Linked DNA regions of Homo sapiens: region 1 is linked to region 2. Evidence: chromatin loops called from intact Hi-C (ENCODE). Cell type or tissue: PC-3. All regions are shown on one strand.

Evidence for each region. A loop is a pair of places that touch in the nucleus more often than their neighbours do. Peaks named below come from ENCODE experiments on the same cell type or tissue, not always from the same donor. Only the 100,000 strongest peaks of a DNase experiment are listed, where the experiment ranks them.
Region 1: it touches region 2 in a loop (2.3-fold over the local background); 2 of 110 quality-filtered maps call a loop at or near these places.

Annotation. Positions count from the first base shown.
Region 1 is chr12:19,013,813-19,021,812 of GRCh38, forward strand. No RefSeq gene overlaps it. Among named protein-coding and RNA genes, the nearest start is that of PLEKHA5, 110 kb to the right of the region's middle. In PC-3, no CTCF peak of the experiment used is centred here; DNase peaks (open chromatin) are centred at 4,979 and 7,999; H3K4me3 peaks cover 744 bases; H3K27ac peaks cover 1,849 bases.
Region 2 is chr12:18,857,431-18,865,430 of GRCh38, forward strand. No RefSeq gene overlaps it. Among named protein-coding and RNA genes, the nearest start is that of CAPZA3, 120 kb to the left of the region's middle. In PC-3, a CTCF peak has its summit at 4,036 (motif pointing right); no DNase peak of the experiment used is centred here.

The DNA of each region.
Region 1 (8,000 bases), 160 kb after region 2:
TGTACTTTGGGTGTTTAATTATGATCCCTTGGTTCTTCCTGATGAGCGCCATTAATCAGTCCAATCAGTGTCTGAAATGTCCTATTTCTATTTACAAATAAACCCCTAAATGGAGGTGTTAAAATAAACTTCATTGAAATGTGCTTTTGCATGAAGCATTTCTCAACCTAAATATAATAAAAGGAATTTAAGAGCAAATAAATGATTGACACAAACAATAATTATTTTATCCGAGATTTTTAGAGATACATGGAAAACTATATATTTAAGCATCTTAACCTTTTGCTCAAGCAAAACTTTCTGCTGTTTAATTAGTATGTGGCTCTTTCTTAGAGAAACTCTGAAGCTGCCTCTTTAATACTGATAAATTTAGAAGGGAACTTCATGATTTAATTTGATGGTGTATTAGTATAGTCTGCCCCATGGCTTTCTAAAGGCTAGAGCAACGTCTCAATGTTTTCACATTTTCTAATTCCCCAAGAACCTCCCCATGTTTTCAAAGAGAAATAAATTAGGCTAGGACAGACTGTAAGCCTTAAGAGCTGGATTTTGTTTTCTCTTTACAAATCTTATTCTACGTCTGCTCCATTGCATCACCATAACAACACAGATCTGTGGAACATTTCCAAATGGCTTGAAAGGACATTTTATCCACAAAGCCTGCAAGCATTTATAAGGTATACATTACCATCTGTTTCCTTAAAAGTAGACTGAAAACCTGATTTGAGTCTGCTGCTATCACACCAGAAGCAGCATTGTCATTTGTTAAGATGCACCATTGTCTCCTCTCTAGCAGCAGATCAGGCTCAGCCAGAGATGTCTCCAAACCACATCCACAACTCTTCGTGGCAGGACCTTCTATCAGTCACTGGGCGCTCTCAATTATGTCTTGACTCTGCAATCCCTCTGTATAGTACACTGTAGTGCTGTGCTTGATGCTTTGCAAATATCATCTGGTAATTTCATCTATAAGTGTATTTCAAATGTCAGTTAGCATATAACTATTACTACTGCTGCTCCTTATTTCCCAGTACTTTTATTCACTTTATATCCTCAATAAATATTTGCAAAATAAATGATAGATAGTAGTAGTTAATACAGTAGCATGAATCTTAAGCTTGAACTAAGTTTGAGTCCTATCTCTGTCACCTATTAGCTGTGAAACTTTGGACAAGTTATTTAAAGTCTCTAATCCTCCAGTTCTTCATCGGTAAACCAGAGATGTCAGTATCTCTTTCACAGGCTTCTCATAAAGGTAAAACATTATTATTATGGTAGGCCAAGTGCCCAACACATAATAAAGGTCCAATAGCTATTTGTTTGTGTAATTATTGTTCATTCCATTCATTCAACAACTACTTATTGAGCACCTACTATGTTCTTGGCATGTTCTAAGGGTTGAATAATGAGTGGTGAATAAGTTACATATGGCCGTTGCATTTTAGGGAGTTTACACATTTGTAGGGGAGACATATGATAAACAAATAAATCAGTATGTAATTACAAATAATGATAAAAGCTACGAAGGAGACAGGGTGCTATGATTGAGAACACCAGAGTAAGGAGAGCCTACTTAAATGGGGTAATCAGAAAAGGCCTCCTTGAGGAGCTCATGTTTAAACTGCAATGAGGAAAATGCCCTGTGAAGACTGGGAGAGAGCAGAGAGCAGAGGCGGAGCAGGAAAGCACTCAGCAAACTGACAACGACGAAGGACCCAAGGGTCTGGAGCAATGCTCAGTAAGAAAAGCTGCCAAGGCTGAAAGACCTTCAGAAGCCAGAGTATTCAGTCTTGTAGGACATGGGACGAAGTTTGGATTTTCCTCTAACTTCAGTGAGAAACCATTGAGAGGTTTTAATGAGAAGAGTGTCATGATTTGATTTCTGTTTTTAGGAAATGACTCTGGCTACCTTGTGATAATTTGAAAAAATACAAAAGTGGATAGACAAGTTAAGAACCCATTGCAATAATCCAAGCCAGAGATGATGGTGACTTGGACTTAGTGGCAAGGGTGATGGAGAGATGGAATAATTTCAAGCATATTATAAAGATTTTAAAAATCGAATCTCAGCCAGGCACCATGACTCCCACATGTAATCTCAGCATTTTGGGAGACTAAGGTAGGCAGATCACTTGAGCTCAGAAGTTCGAGACCAGCCTGGCCATCATAGCGAAACCCCACCTCTACAAAAAATACACAGAATTAGCTGGGCATAGTGGCGTGAGCCTGTAGTCCCAGCTACTTTGGGGGCTGAGGCAAAAGGAGCGTTGGAGCACAGGAGGTTGAGGCTGCAGTGAGCCAAGATCACACCACTGCATTCCAGCCTGGGTGACAAAGTGAGACCCTGTCTCAAAAAAAAAAAAATTAATTTCTTCAAGATATTAAGATATTGACTGGAGGAAAGGAGTATTTTTTGTGTTTGAAATAGACTTACTCCTGAATGTATTCACTCCTGGAACTATCACCAGTTAGCCTGTAGGCTCTCCAAAAGGGAATGTGGCAGAGGAATAATTTTTAGACATTGACATCAAATATTGTCTGATAACCATTCAGTTATTCTCTTGCAACCTTCTTCTCCATCTCAGAAACTTACTCAACACATTGTCTTATTTATATCCCTATTCCTCAAATCCTGCACTAAGACTTGGGGAAAGGCAAAAATGCTTCATCATCAGGGAAACTTTAGTCTTAGCACCAAGTTGAGCTGCTAGTAATATGTGAAGTCTTGTTTTATTCTCATCAAATGCAACAAAAATTACTGAACCTCCTTATATGAAACTTGTCTTTTGGCTTACTCAGAAGCTTCCAGAATTCCCCATAACTTAGAGTGATTTTTTTTTTAAGATTAATTTTTTGGTCGTAAATACATATGTGCTTATGCTCATTCCTTTGTAAACACACCAACAGATGACATAGAATATTTTGTTGCATAATGATTAAGACTGAATTTGGCAAGAACTCAAATATGAAGGGTTATTCTTAGAAAAACAAGTTCAGTGACGGGACTTTAAAACTTCTAATAATCTATACCAAATGAACACATAAGGAAGTCCACAATATGACTTGTAGATATCAATTTAAAGCCATATATACCTGAAATAAGAATCTTGTGCATTCACTCACAGATACTATCTCAGCACTGTGAAAGAATATGAGTGATTCCATTTTTCTCCCTTTTGGGGAGTGGATTCTGCAACTAGTATCAATCACTACTTTGTGCATATTCCATCAAAATGCATGCTACCAAGATATGCAATGAATTTTGACCACTTAAACATCTTTGCGGGAATTTTCTCAATAAGTGGGAGCAATGAAATTCTACTGCTCCTAATATGTGCAGAAAATAGGTAATAAGCGGATTCTTTAGAAAATATCACTGGGTAATTCTGATGGCCAGAAGCCCAGCATGATGCAATTCAAAAACAACCAAAGATCTAACTCATCCTTCCTATTTGTTGTAGTTCCAGAACACCAGAATTGAATTTTTTGTTTGTTTGTTTGTTTTAGAGACAGGGTCTCACTCTGTTGCCCAAGCTAGAGTGCAGTGGAGTGAATATGATTCACTGCAGCCTCAACATCCTGAATTCAAAGGATCCTTCTGCCTCAGCCTTCCAAGTAGCTGGGATTACAGGTGCATGCCACAACACAAAGCTAATTTATTTAGTTTTGTAGAGATGAGATCTTGCCATGTTGCCCAGCCTGGCAGAATTACTTTTCTAAAAGAAATTGTATATCTAAAATGAGAAATTAGAACCTTGAAAGAATTAAACCCAAATTAGGTAATTTTGAGAGCAGAGAAGAGGACAAGCAAAAATGTTGAGGACTGCAAAGCATGACATCTAGAAATATGAAATGTGGGTGTAGAATCAGACGAGGGAGAGCAATGCAAAATGATGAGGCACCTGGAAGATATGTAATGGAAGAATTCCAAAGAAAAGTTGTATCAAATAATTAAAGTAGCATCTGCCATTTTTTTAGCGTATGCCAAGGCCAGGCATTATACTGGACATTTTTTAAATTTTATCTCTAATTCTTGCAATAAGTCTACAATATAGATTTTAGTACTCTTATAGAGAAGAAAACAAACCTTCATGAGGTTATATACCACACTTAAGGCTCTTCAGCTAGTAACTGGCAGAGCCAGGATTTGATACCAGAGCCATCCATCTCTAAAAACCAGGGTTGCCTGGTAGGATTGCTCAGCCTCCATAATTATATACAGTAAGGACAAAGCCCAGCTGTTTCCACACCAAAAAAAAACCACATTTTCCAAAGTTTGATTAGGTTTTAAACAGAACTTTAGAAGCTCTAAGTCCTAAGCTGAATTTGAGAAGCCCTAAGCGTTTTACTTGGAAGAAAGACCATTTTGACACATTTTCAGAAACATGGCAGAGTAGTCAAGTGCCAGGAAACTGACAGGAAGACAAAAGCGACAAGGGACAACCAGATTCTGAGTTACCTATTTTGTCCAAAAGTACCAGTCTGAGAGAAGAAATGTAGAACTACAAACAGTATCTTACTGTGAGAAGAGAGTGGCAGATACTGGCAATTGTCTTCTAATATATATTACCTGATTCTTTTGTTTAATAATAGAACTCTTGAGTTTTAGCTGGATTTAGCTGTCCAGCTAGACAGTGTTCTTCCCAGGCCCCTTTGTAGCTAGGCTCCAACCAATGGAACTTCTGGTTTATATCTGTCAAGTTAAAAACAAATCTGGACTTTATTCAAAAGGACTTTTGCAAAGAGTAAGAGAGGGACTATTGCACAAAGGAGAACATTTGACTATAAGATCTGCAAGCTTTAGGCAAAAAGGATTTTTCTTGTCTAAAGAGAAGTAAACAAGACCAGAAAGATGTAGATGTAGAGAAGTGGGATGAAAGTATGGAAGGATCAGATAGTACATCCAGGAATGTTTTACCCTGAGACCAGTCTATTTTTTTGGCAGAGATCCTTAAGGAAGGGTTGTATGGCTGACTCAGGCTTAAAGCAGGCAAGAGTTCAGGGGACTAGAGGAAGGAGAAAATCTTAACAAAGGTTTGGTTAGTAAGCATTTTGTTTCCACTGATCGGTGGTGAGAAAACAGTCCAGCTGATAATTTCAAAGGCAAAGAATAGGAATTTGGAAAGTCTGTGTCTGGCCTTGTCATAGGAAAACAAGAGGGGCATTGTATTAGTCTGTTCTCATACTGCTATAAAGAAATAACCTGAAACTGGGTACTTTATAAAGAAAAGAGGCATAATTGGCTCGCAGTTTTTGCAGGCTTTACAAGAAGCATGGCTGGGAGGCCTCAGGAAACTTACAATCATGGCAGAAGGTGAAGGGGAAGCAGGCACATCTTACATGGCTGAAGCAGGAGGAAGAGAGAGAAGGGGGAGGTGCTACGCATTTTTAAACAACCAGATCTTGTGAGAATTCACTATCCCAATAACAACAAGAGGGAAATCCACCCCCAGGATCTAATCGCCTCCCACCAGGCCCCTACTTCAACACTGAGGATTACAATTCAACATGAGTCTTGGGCAGGGACACAAATCCAAACCATATCGGGCATCCTTGATTCTTAACAAAGTCGTGGTTGAGTAAGCTGCTGTTTCCTAGAACACAATGGGTGGCAGGATTTCTTTAATCATGGCTGTTTTTCAGGATCACAGGGCTCAGGTAAATTTCAACACTGTCATAACCTTAAAAGGAATCTGCTTGCCCTGTCCTTCTTTCCCCTTCTAGTGGTTCGAACTTAAACACAGTGGCCATGAGACATCCTAAAGGATGATATAACCTAAAGATGGGAGGAGCCTGGGTCCCTGGGTCCCTGGATGACAGGAAAAGAGCTGTCTACTTGCCCTGGACAGCTCACCTACCTCTGGACTATTAAGTAAGAGAAAAATAAACATTTTTCTAGTTTATACCTCTTTATTTGAGGTCTTCAAGTTATAGCCACTTAGCTAGTACCCTAATGAACACAAATAGTCTCTGCAAACAGGAAAGTTTCTTTTTTATTTGGCATCATGGTCAAGCTGTCAAGCATCATCTTCAAATATGAGAGATAATATTAAATGCAGAGCTCCTTCCTAGTGCCAAGAACTCACATTCTCATTAATCTGTGATTGCCTAAAGCATCAAAAGCTCAATTTTGCTCTTATTTTTCTGTATCACACAGGAAACAGAATTCTGTTTCGGCTCCTAAAATGCATTAAAAACTTTTCATTTTAGGTAGCATTGGAACTCAAAGTAAATAGTAGGATGGATGGTATGTATGTATTATTGATTAAGTAATATATGTTAATGTATGTATTTGCTTGTGGTATTACTGGGGCTCTTAAAAAGTTACTAAATGGCAGAATGTCCTACAATTTGATTCAAATGGTCTTTAAATCAGTAATAGCCTTCTTTATCCATGAGAGGGTTAGAGACATGCTACCAAAAAATGTGACACCTTGGCATTTGAAGACAAAGCAGAAGCGGGAAGGTCATTCTCACCTTCCTCTCGCTCCTTCTTCACTGAAGCAGAAATTCTCTGGTCTTTCCCTAAAGTAGGTTATAAGACCTTCATTCTAGAGGGGTCCTCCCTATACCCCAAAGAGAGAAACATCCTTGTCCTCAAAGGCACAGAAATATCAAGAAGAAACTGAAAAACAGGCCTTGCTTGTTCCTGCAGTTTATTACCTTTAGATCATATCCTTTTATCTTCCAATCATACTTCTGCATGACTGTCCATAAAAATACACAGTTTTTTTCTGTTTCTTCGAGTTATCATTCATTTTTGAAAGTGCCCATATCACATAAATTTTACATTTGCATGCCTTCCACTTGTTAGTCTGTCTTTTGTTATAGGGGTCTCAGCAATGAACCTAGCAGTGGGTGAGGAAAATAATCTTTTCTCCTCTGCATCGGACATGTGGTCATAGGAAGATATGGATGGTCCATCAGGAGTGATTAAAAGAACTAACATCACCACCAAACATGCATTGCTTTTAGTCAGACTTTGTAATGCACCCATCAAAATTCCTCCCAAATGTAGCATCCACGTGGTGTACTTTGCTAAATGAACAACTATATGTATGTCTGTTGTTAGTGGCATAGCTCTTCAAATTCCAAAGGTCTTTCCTTCAATGTTCAAATTTCTCAAGCAGTTCTTATAACTTAAATATGAGATATCAATTACTCTGCATTCCTACAGTGAAAAAAAAATAATCCAATATCAAAACTGCATAGGAAGGCTGTTTGTTCAATTTGATCTAAACAAAGAATTAGTTAAAATTAATCACTGTGGCCTCTTTGATTCACTGGATCATTGAAGTCACTGTCTCAGTTGAGTTCTTAATGGTTTTCAAATACATTTTGGAGAAATTCCCTATTCTAGCAAAAAAAAAAAAAAATGAACCTTTATGGTAAGTTTTAATTCCGTGTATCTTGCCTGTTTCTTATCTGACTTTAATATGTTGTAAAATTATTCCAAATTTGTATTGTACATTGTCTCATTTTAAAAACATTTAAAAAACAGGTCCAAGAAGACATATGAGACATACTGGAACCGTAATAGGTCCATTGTCCAATATGCATGGCAAGTCAATGCCCTGAGACACCGGGTTACAGCAGATCATAGAGCTGCAGATCAAGAAGATGGGAGGAAACCTCTATTCCGTCTCCCCTAGGAGTCTGGGGCTAAGGTTGTTAAGGATTTTGGAGTGGGCTGAAGTGTAGAGATTGCTGATTGGTCAAAGATAGCAGATGGAAGTCCTAGACAGGGAGGACTGCATACAAACTGTATTCTCATGTTATTTCCCTTCTTCTGTGGGGGTCTTCAAATTGGTCGGTATCAGCTTTTTCCCTGGAATTTGAGATCTAAAAAACATTGTATGCAATTCTTAAACAAAATCCTTATGATTCTAACATCACAAATTCTATCTATGTTAAGTAAAAGCCTTCTGATTCTAATGTCAGAAATCCTGTCTATAGGAACCACAGGAATGCAAACAGTCAGTGTCAAGTGCAACACAACT
Region 2 (8,000 bases):
CTTTGATACATTTTCTTCACTTGTCTTGGGATCGCACACTTCATTGGCTTTCCTGCTTCCTCACTAAGGTTTTCTTCTCAGTCTCCACTGTTGGCATCTCCTCTTCTCCCAACCTCTAAAGGTTGAAGGACCCTGGGGCTTAGTCATTAGACATCTTCGCTTACTCAACATTTATTTTCCAGATAACCTTATCCAATTCCATGGCTGTCAGACGTAAGATAATTTCTGTATCTCCAACTCACACTTTTCTGAACTCCAGGTTCTTTTACTACCTTCACAACATTTCTCTTTGTGTATCTAATAGTCATTTCAAATTTAGCAGATCCAAAAATCAAACTCTTAATATTTCCTTACAAACCTGTAAAATTCCTGCCTGAGTTGACAACAATTCCACCTTTGCAGATGTTCTTGTCAAAATGTCAGAGTCATCACTGATTTCTGCCTCTTTCATTCCATGCCCTTTCTATACATTTTATTAGAGAAACTTGTTGGCCTGTCCTATAAAATATATCCAGAGTCCAGTCACTTCTCACTACTTCCACTGCTACCATCTGCTCCAACCATCATCTTTCACCTGACTGTTGCAGTAGCATCCTTACCAGTCTCCCCACTTCCACACTCACCATTCCACAGCATGTTCTTGGCAGAGTGATCCCTTTCAAATCTAAGTCAGATCACTTCACTTTGCTCAAAATGCCCCCATGGCTCCTGAAGGCAAACCCTGACAATACCCTGTAGGTTTTGTGTGCTCTTGCCCCTGTGACCTCCCTGATTTCATCTCGTACACTCTCAATCTTGCTCACTATACTCTTATGTTGGTCTCCAAGCTTCCTTACATACACCAGGCATGCTCCCACCCGAGGGCTTTGCACTGGCTATTCTCACTGCCTGAAACGGTCTTTCCCCTCCTTCAAGTCTTTGCTCAAATATCCTCTCCTCAGAAGGCGATCTGTACGACAAAATGCTACCCTCTTAGCCCACCCCTCACGCCCAACATACACACACATGCACACAGGTGTCTTCTTCTTGATTTTTACAGCACTTATTACTTTCTAAAGTATTATAGAATTAACTTATTATGTTTATTTCTTCTCTTCCTAGAATGTAAGACACACAAGCAGGGATTTTTGTGTCTTTGATATACAAATAAGTCCCAAACACTAGAACAATGCCTGCTGAAGAGTGGCAGAAGGATTTTTTTCTAGCTAAAGGCACTTGGAAAACAACAGATACAAAAGGGACACTCTGACCTCCCTGTGCCAGGAGAGAATAAATATTCTTGTCACCAGAAATGGAGAGTGGAAACAGAAAAATCTGGACAAGGAAACCTTGTTAAAATCACTCATCTTCCTTTAGCCTTCCCATACATTTTAGTTACTTTTGCACAATTGTCACACTTTGTTCAACCTACTCTATAAGCACTTAGGTCTTGCCAATTCTTTGGACCTTCATTTTCCTATGGGGGCTCCCATGCACATGTAGAAATTTGTGTGCGTTTCTCCTGTTAATCTGTCTGATATCAATTTAATTCTCAAGCCCAGCTGGAGACCGTAAGTAGGTAAAGTCTTACCTCTCCTAAACAGAAACACAATTTGGCGCTCAATAAATATGAGTTTAGGATACGAATTTGTAAATGAAAAGCTAATTGAATTACTCAATACATCTCTCATAGAGAAGGACGGCTACTTTGCTAAATAAATGGGATCAGAGATTTCTCCATGAATATTTATTTTTATTATTCCCTTACTCTTCTTAAAGTTTACATCTCTTAGAGCATAGTATTTAAAAATCTATTTGTATTTAAAACTTACTCATATATAAACATTTATGAAAAATATCTCCACTAAGCTCATTTCCTAGTTTTCATACATAAATTCCATCTAGAACCTACTTAAAATGTCTCTATGTCTGATATTTTAAAATGGAATTTATATAGAAAGTTTTCATATCACATATTTTAATTATATTTATCTCAATGTCTGATTTGATACTTTTTTAAAATTGGAGGAATAGTGTTGCAAAGACTTGTCATTTCTAACAGTGACAACTGCACTGTCATTGCCATCTTTCTGTTTGTGAGCTATTTGTGAGCTGAAAGTGATAGACTCTTGCCACTTAATGAACTCCACTTGGCAGACAGAAGACCTACATGTCACACACTTCAGTAACTCTCTCCTCCTGCAGCTCCCACATGTCCACGTTTTCCTCTTTCCTCTTCTAATATGCTGTCTGGTTCCACTTTTAATAGTGCCAGTTGCCAGTTTTACATACAGTCATTGCCTAGACTGCAACAGATTGGATTACTAACCTCATTCCTAAAAGTCAGGCTCCCTCCTTGAAAACCCTGCATGACCAGAAAGGATGGATTATGGCGAATGCAGGTGAGCCTTAGTGCCCCTGAGTAGCCCGTGAGGCAGTTTTCAGGAGTACTTTATCATCCCAGAATCATATTCAGCTCTTTTTTCTCTTTTTTCCACTCTAATATCCTGCTTTCCTCTTCCTCCCTGAAGTGAAGTGAATGAGTTCTGCTCTTGACCTTTTTCTACCAAATATGTAGTCACCTACAAAAAACCCTACCACCATCCCATTCCCTTGTTCATTTCACCCCCACCTTTCTCATGACTTCCTTTCTTTTGTAGATAATTGTTGCCTAAAGGACGTCTTATTCCCAATAGAATATATAAAGCTTGCTAAAGTATTTCTTTAAAAATTTTTAGACTGTTTTTTTTGTAGTAAGGTTTAAAATCATTAGCATTTCCATCCATTAGAGGCAAATTTGCACTCTAGAAAGGAAGGAGATAATTAAGGCCGTGGCTAAATAGCTGTCTTTCTAGATCACTTTTTCCCTAATATGAACCCCATTGTGCACCAAAACAAAACAAAACAAAAACAATTGGAGGCAGAAAAGCATGAAGCAAGCCGTTGATTTAGAGACTGAAATCTTACATACAAATTTAATAGCCTTGTTACTTTTTGGCCGATGACTTTGGGCAATCTGGAGTCTTATTTTCTTCCTAGAACATTGTAATGTCTACTTCTAGGATACTGTGTGACAGTAAAGCTGACATCTCTGAAATAAGCCTGTAGACTTTAAAAAGTTTTCAGAACAAGTTCGCCTCGGTGGTGTACACTTGCAGTCCCAGCTACTGAGGAGGATCACTTGAACCCAGGAGTTTGACACTACCCTGGGCAACATAGTAAGATAGTAAGACCTCCTATCTCTCTCTAAATAAATAAATAAATAAATAAATAAATAAATAAATAAATAAATACAAATAAATAAAATGTTTTAAAAACATACATGACTATTGCTGAAGATCCTAAAATAAGGCTACCTGCTTAAAAGCATAAATTAAAAGAAAATGTCAATCTCATTTATGAAAAATTAAAAAACAAACTTTAAGGCCTAGGTATAAGATCTGAGACTAACCATACTGCAGTATATACATGAAAAGGTACCATCTAGGGATTTTTTAGACTTAAATTTTAATCATAAAATACTTCAAACATTAAAAGTACAGAAAATGCTATAACAGTTACCTACTACATACCACTAACATTAAACAGATGTTAACATTTTCCATAATGTGTTTTAGCTTTCTCTCTTTTGAGGATACAAAATGTTACAGTTAAAATTAAAGCCCTTCCTCCCTTCTTTCCTTTTGTCTTCCTCTCTAAACAACCACTTTCCTGAAGTTTTTCTATATCTTTCCATATAAGTTTTGAGACATTTACCTCCACAAAGAAAATGTACTACTGTTTCATATATTTTTAAATTTTACATACATAATATGCATATAAATATTTGTATCTTTTTAACCTCCTTTCTTCCTGTTAAAAATGTGTTTTTGTGCTTTACCTGTGTTGATATCTGAAGGTCTACTTTCTTTACACAGCTCTGCAACATGATGTTGAAGAACTACTATGTATGCGTTTTCTTATAAACGTACAGGTTTCTCCCTAAAAGTGTAATTGCTGCGTTTATGGCAGATGACCATCTTCACATTTACAGCCCCACTGAAAATTCACAATCTCTCCAGTAGGTGTCATCAGAATTATTAAGTTTTACATATTAGATAAGTATCATATGGTATGTCTGAATGTTTTAATTTATATTTCCCAGAATACTAGCAATATTGAGAATCTTTTCAAATTTTTATTGGCATTCAGTTTTCTTCTTCTACTAATTACCTATCATTACCTTTACCTATTTTTCCATTGCATTGTTTTTCTTTTTATCATCAATTTGTAGAAGCTCTTTATATATTCTGGATACTAATCCTTTGATGGCTATAGTATTACAAGTTTCTTGTAGTTTTTATCTTCTTTTTTCATATTTTTCATGGTATCTTATAGAAGCTAGTATGTAGTCAAATTTGTTAATATTCTCCTTAATAGTTTGTGCCTTTGCATCATACATAAAAAACCCTTACCTGATGTAATTCACCTATTATTTTCCCTGTTTTCTTCTAAATTTGTATTATTTTACTTTTTAAGCCCTTAGTTTATCCAGAATTCAATATGTATAAATGTACAGATATAGAATTTTTCAATATCAATAACAAATTGTCACAATGTCATTTACTTAATAATCCATCCTGCTCCCACCAAAATTTTATTGCCACCCTCACTATATAAATAGATTGGGCTCTAAATTCCTTTTTCTTTTCCATTGGTTTGTCTATTTCTGTGTCAACCCTCAGTTTTTACTCATAGGATTTACAAAAGTTATAATACCTAGTCAGACAAATCTACCATTATTTTTATTCTTCAAGATTGTGTTGACTTTTCTCGGTCATTTATATTTCCATATATATGTGAGAATTTGTCTGTCAAATTCTATTCAAAAGAAATTGATGATATCTTTATTGAAAGTACACTAAATTTATAAATTAATTTGGATATGTTTCCATCATTATGAATTTGAGTTTTCCCAACCACAAATTACGATATCACAGTCATATTACATCTTTTCAATCAGTTAAGCCTTCTTTTAATGAAGTTTTAAAATTTTCTATGTAAAAGTCTCAGTAATGTTTTATAAGTGTTTTTCTACATATCATATAGTTTTGTCTCCTATTACAAATGATATGTAAAAATTTTATAGTACATTTTCTGAGGAAGACAGCATACCAAGTGATTAACAGAACAAGTTCAGGTATTGAAACCAAAAGACTCGAGTTCAAATCTTGCCTTTGCCATTTACAAGGTGTGTCACCTAAAGCAAGTTATTTTAATCTCTCAGTATCTCTAGGGGATAATTCACTCATCTGTCAAATCGAGGGTCATAAAAATACCTACTTCAGAAAATTCTGGTGGTGATTACATTAAAGAAGGAGAAAGAGAAAGAGAGACAGAGAAAGAGAGAGAGGACTCAGAACAGCTTGGCACATGGTAAATGACTAATAGATGTTCATTGGTCATATCAGTTAGGATAGGCTAGGGGATGCTACATTAACAAATAACCCTAAAATTTCAATGACTGAAAATGAAGTTTACTTCTTGTTTATGCTGTATGTCTATCATGTATTAGGTAGGGCACTATTCTCTTTTGTCCTCACCCCAGGACCCAAATTGTCTATAGAGCAACCAATATCTGGAAGATATGGCAGTCTTCCGGATAATGGTGCTCTATCAATTTGCCACGTGGAAGATGACTGCCATTCCTTGTTCCAAGAAACAAAGGAAAAGAGCAGCAAATCTTGTGCTGTCTCTTACAGCTTCTACCTGGAAGAGACAGGCATCACTTCTGTTTACACTTCATTGTTCACAGCAAGTCACATGATCAAACCTAACTTCAAGGAGACAAGAAAGTGAAATCCTACCCTGTACTAATACAAAATCAAAAATATTTAGTGAACAGTTTCTTCTGTCATAGCTGTTGGTATGGTTTATTAAAATTAAATTTTTTATCTTAATTTTAAATTTAATTGACTTGCTAAATTATTGTGTTAGTTCTAACGGTCTTATTTTGTTTCATAGTTTTATTTTGTTCATTTAAAGAAACTAAACTAACATAGTTAACCCTATTGTACAGGTTCCTAAGATCATATGGCTAATGAACTGTGAAAATCAAATTTGAGGCCAGATTTCTCTGCCTTCAAAATCCATTTTCTTCCCACTACAAAATCATTTAATATCTCGTAACATTTAGTATTTAGTTCCTTAATCCATTTGGAAGAGTCTGACTTATTTTCTCTTGAAATTGTATGGTAAATATGCCACCACTGTGTACAAATGATGACAGTTTTGTGTCTTGCTGCCCAATCCTTATGCTCTTCACTTCATTCCTTTGTGTGTTTAGGTGTGTTACCGTGCTGATTAAAAATTACAGTATAATGTTGAAGAAATTATAACTAGCAATTAAAATGTGAATTTTTGTGAATTTAATCAGTGTAACATATCTCATTTTTATATTAGTTTGCATTTCCTCAATTACTAGTGAAATTGAGCTTTTTTTTCTAGATGTTCTTGGCCACACAACTTTCCCTTTTGTGAATTGTCAATTCACACCCTTTGCTTTTTTTCTATTGCATTGTTTGCCTTTTTCTGCTGGTTTGTGAGAATGCTTATATATTCAGATACTAATCCTTTGTTAGTTAAATACATTGAAATACCTTCTTACATTGTGTCTTTGTCTTAGGAAAGTTTTACGTTTTAACATAGTCAAAATTTCTTCCTTTATGTTTTGAGTTTTTGTCTTTTTTAAAGAGATACTCACTATGAAAAAATTACATATAACATTTTTCCATATTTCTTCTAAATGGTTTCCATTTTTATGTTCACATTTAGTTCCTTAATGCATTTGGAATTGACCTATGAGCTCTGTATGGTTGGGATCCTCTGGGGGAAGGGAGAGTGGGTAAAAGCAAGAGTTAGAAGCATTTCTTAAGAGAAGCATTTCTTTAGAAGCATTCACTCCACACCAACATACTGACCGTGAAAAACGTTTTTATGAAGAATGTTAATTACCTCTCTCAGAACACCTAATTTTCTGCAGAGCATAGTTTAGGAAATTCTGAAACCAGTGAATTCTATCTAAATTTTGAAAGACAGGAGGGAAACCAACAATTCAGTGACCCCTAAGTGAAAAACATTATGTTAGTTTAGGTATGTTCCCGTAACTCATTTCATCCTCAAAAAAAAAAAAAAAAAAAAAAACTAAACTAATATTATTAATCCCATTGTACAGGTTCCTAAGATCATATGGCTAATGAACTGTGAAAATCAAATTTGAGGCCAGATTTCTCTGCCTTCAAAATCCATTTCCTTCCATTTTCTTCCCACTACAAAATCATTTAGTATATTGTAAGGCTGAAGCACAAATTAATACATTAGGATTTTAAGACAAAGTGAGAACCAGAAAAGAGAGAAGGAGGCTCTGGTAGAAGGTAATGGCTACTTGCTTTTAAATACATAAGCAAACTACATCTCTTTAAGTGTCACCTAGACTGTATGATTATTTTGAAGTTAAAAACATGTGCTAGGATTCAAGTTATATAGACCTGAGTTTAAACCTGCTTATACCAAGCAAGCTATTTTCCTAACCTCAGTAAAAGGGGGATAATAACAGCTACTACACAAGACTGCTGGGTGGATTACATGAGTTACATGGAAAAGGCATCCAGCACTCTGTTTGATACGTAATAGACCCTGAAATGTTAGTTCCTTTAAACCTCAATTGTATACATATGTATCCAGAAACCTTCACAGGGTCTCTACAGCCTGAAGAATACTGGAAGCCATCGTCTGCTCTTGCTTTCCTTTTGTTTTCTTCTCTGTTTCTTCTCTGCCTCTGCCTCAGGCAACACTTTGTTGGTAATACTGGACCCACTGTATAACCAGGTATCCTGTTATTAATTATGACTAGGTTCAGCCCAGTGGAGCTAAATTACTTTCATAAGGCCAAATCAGCACCAGAATGAGTCACCAACACACTGAGACAGTTTTCCTCCTCCCCCAGGGTTTGCTCCACAGTGGACACAGCTGCCTTCGGGTTC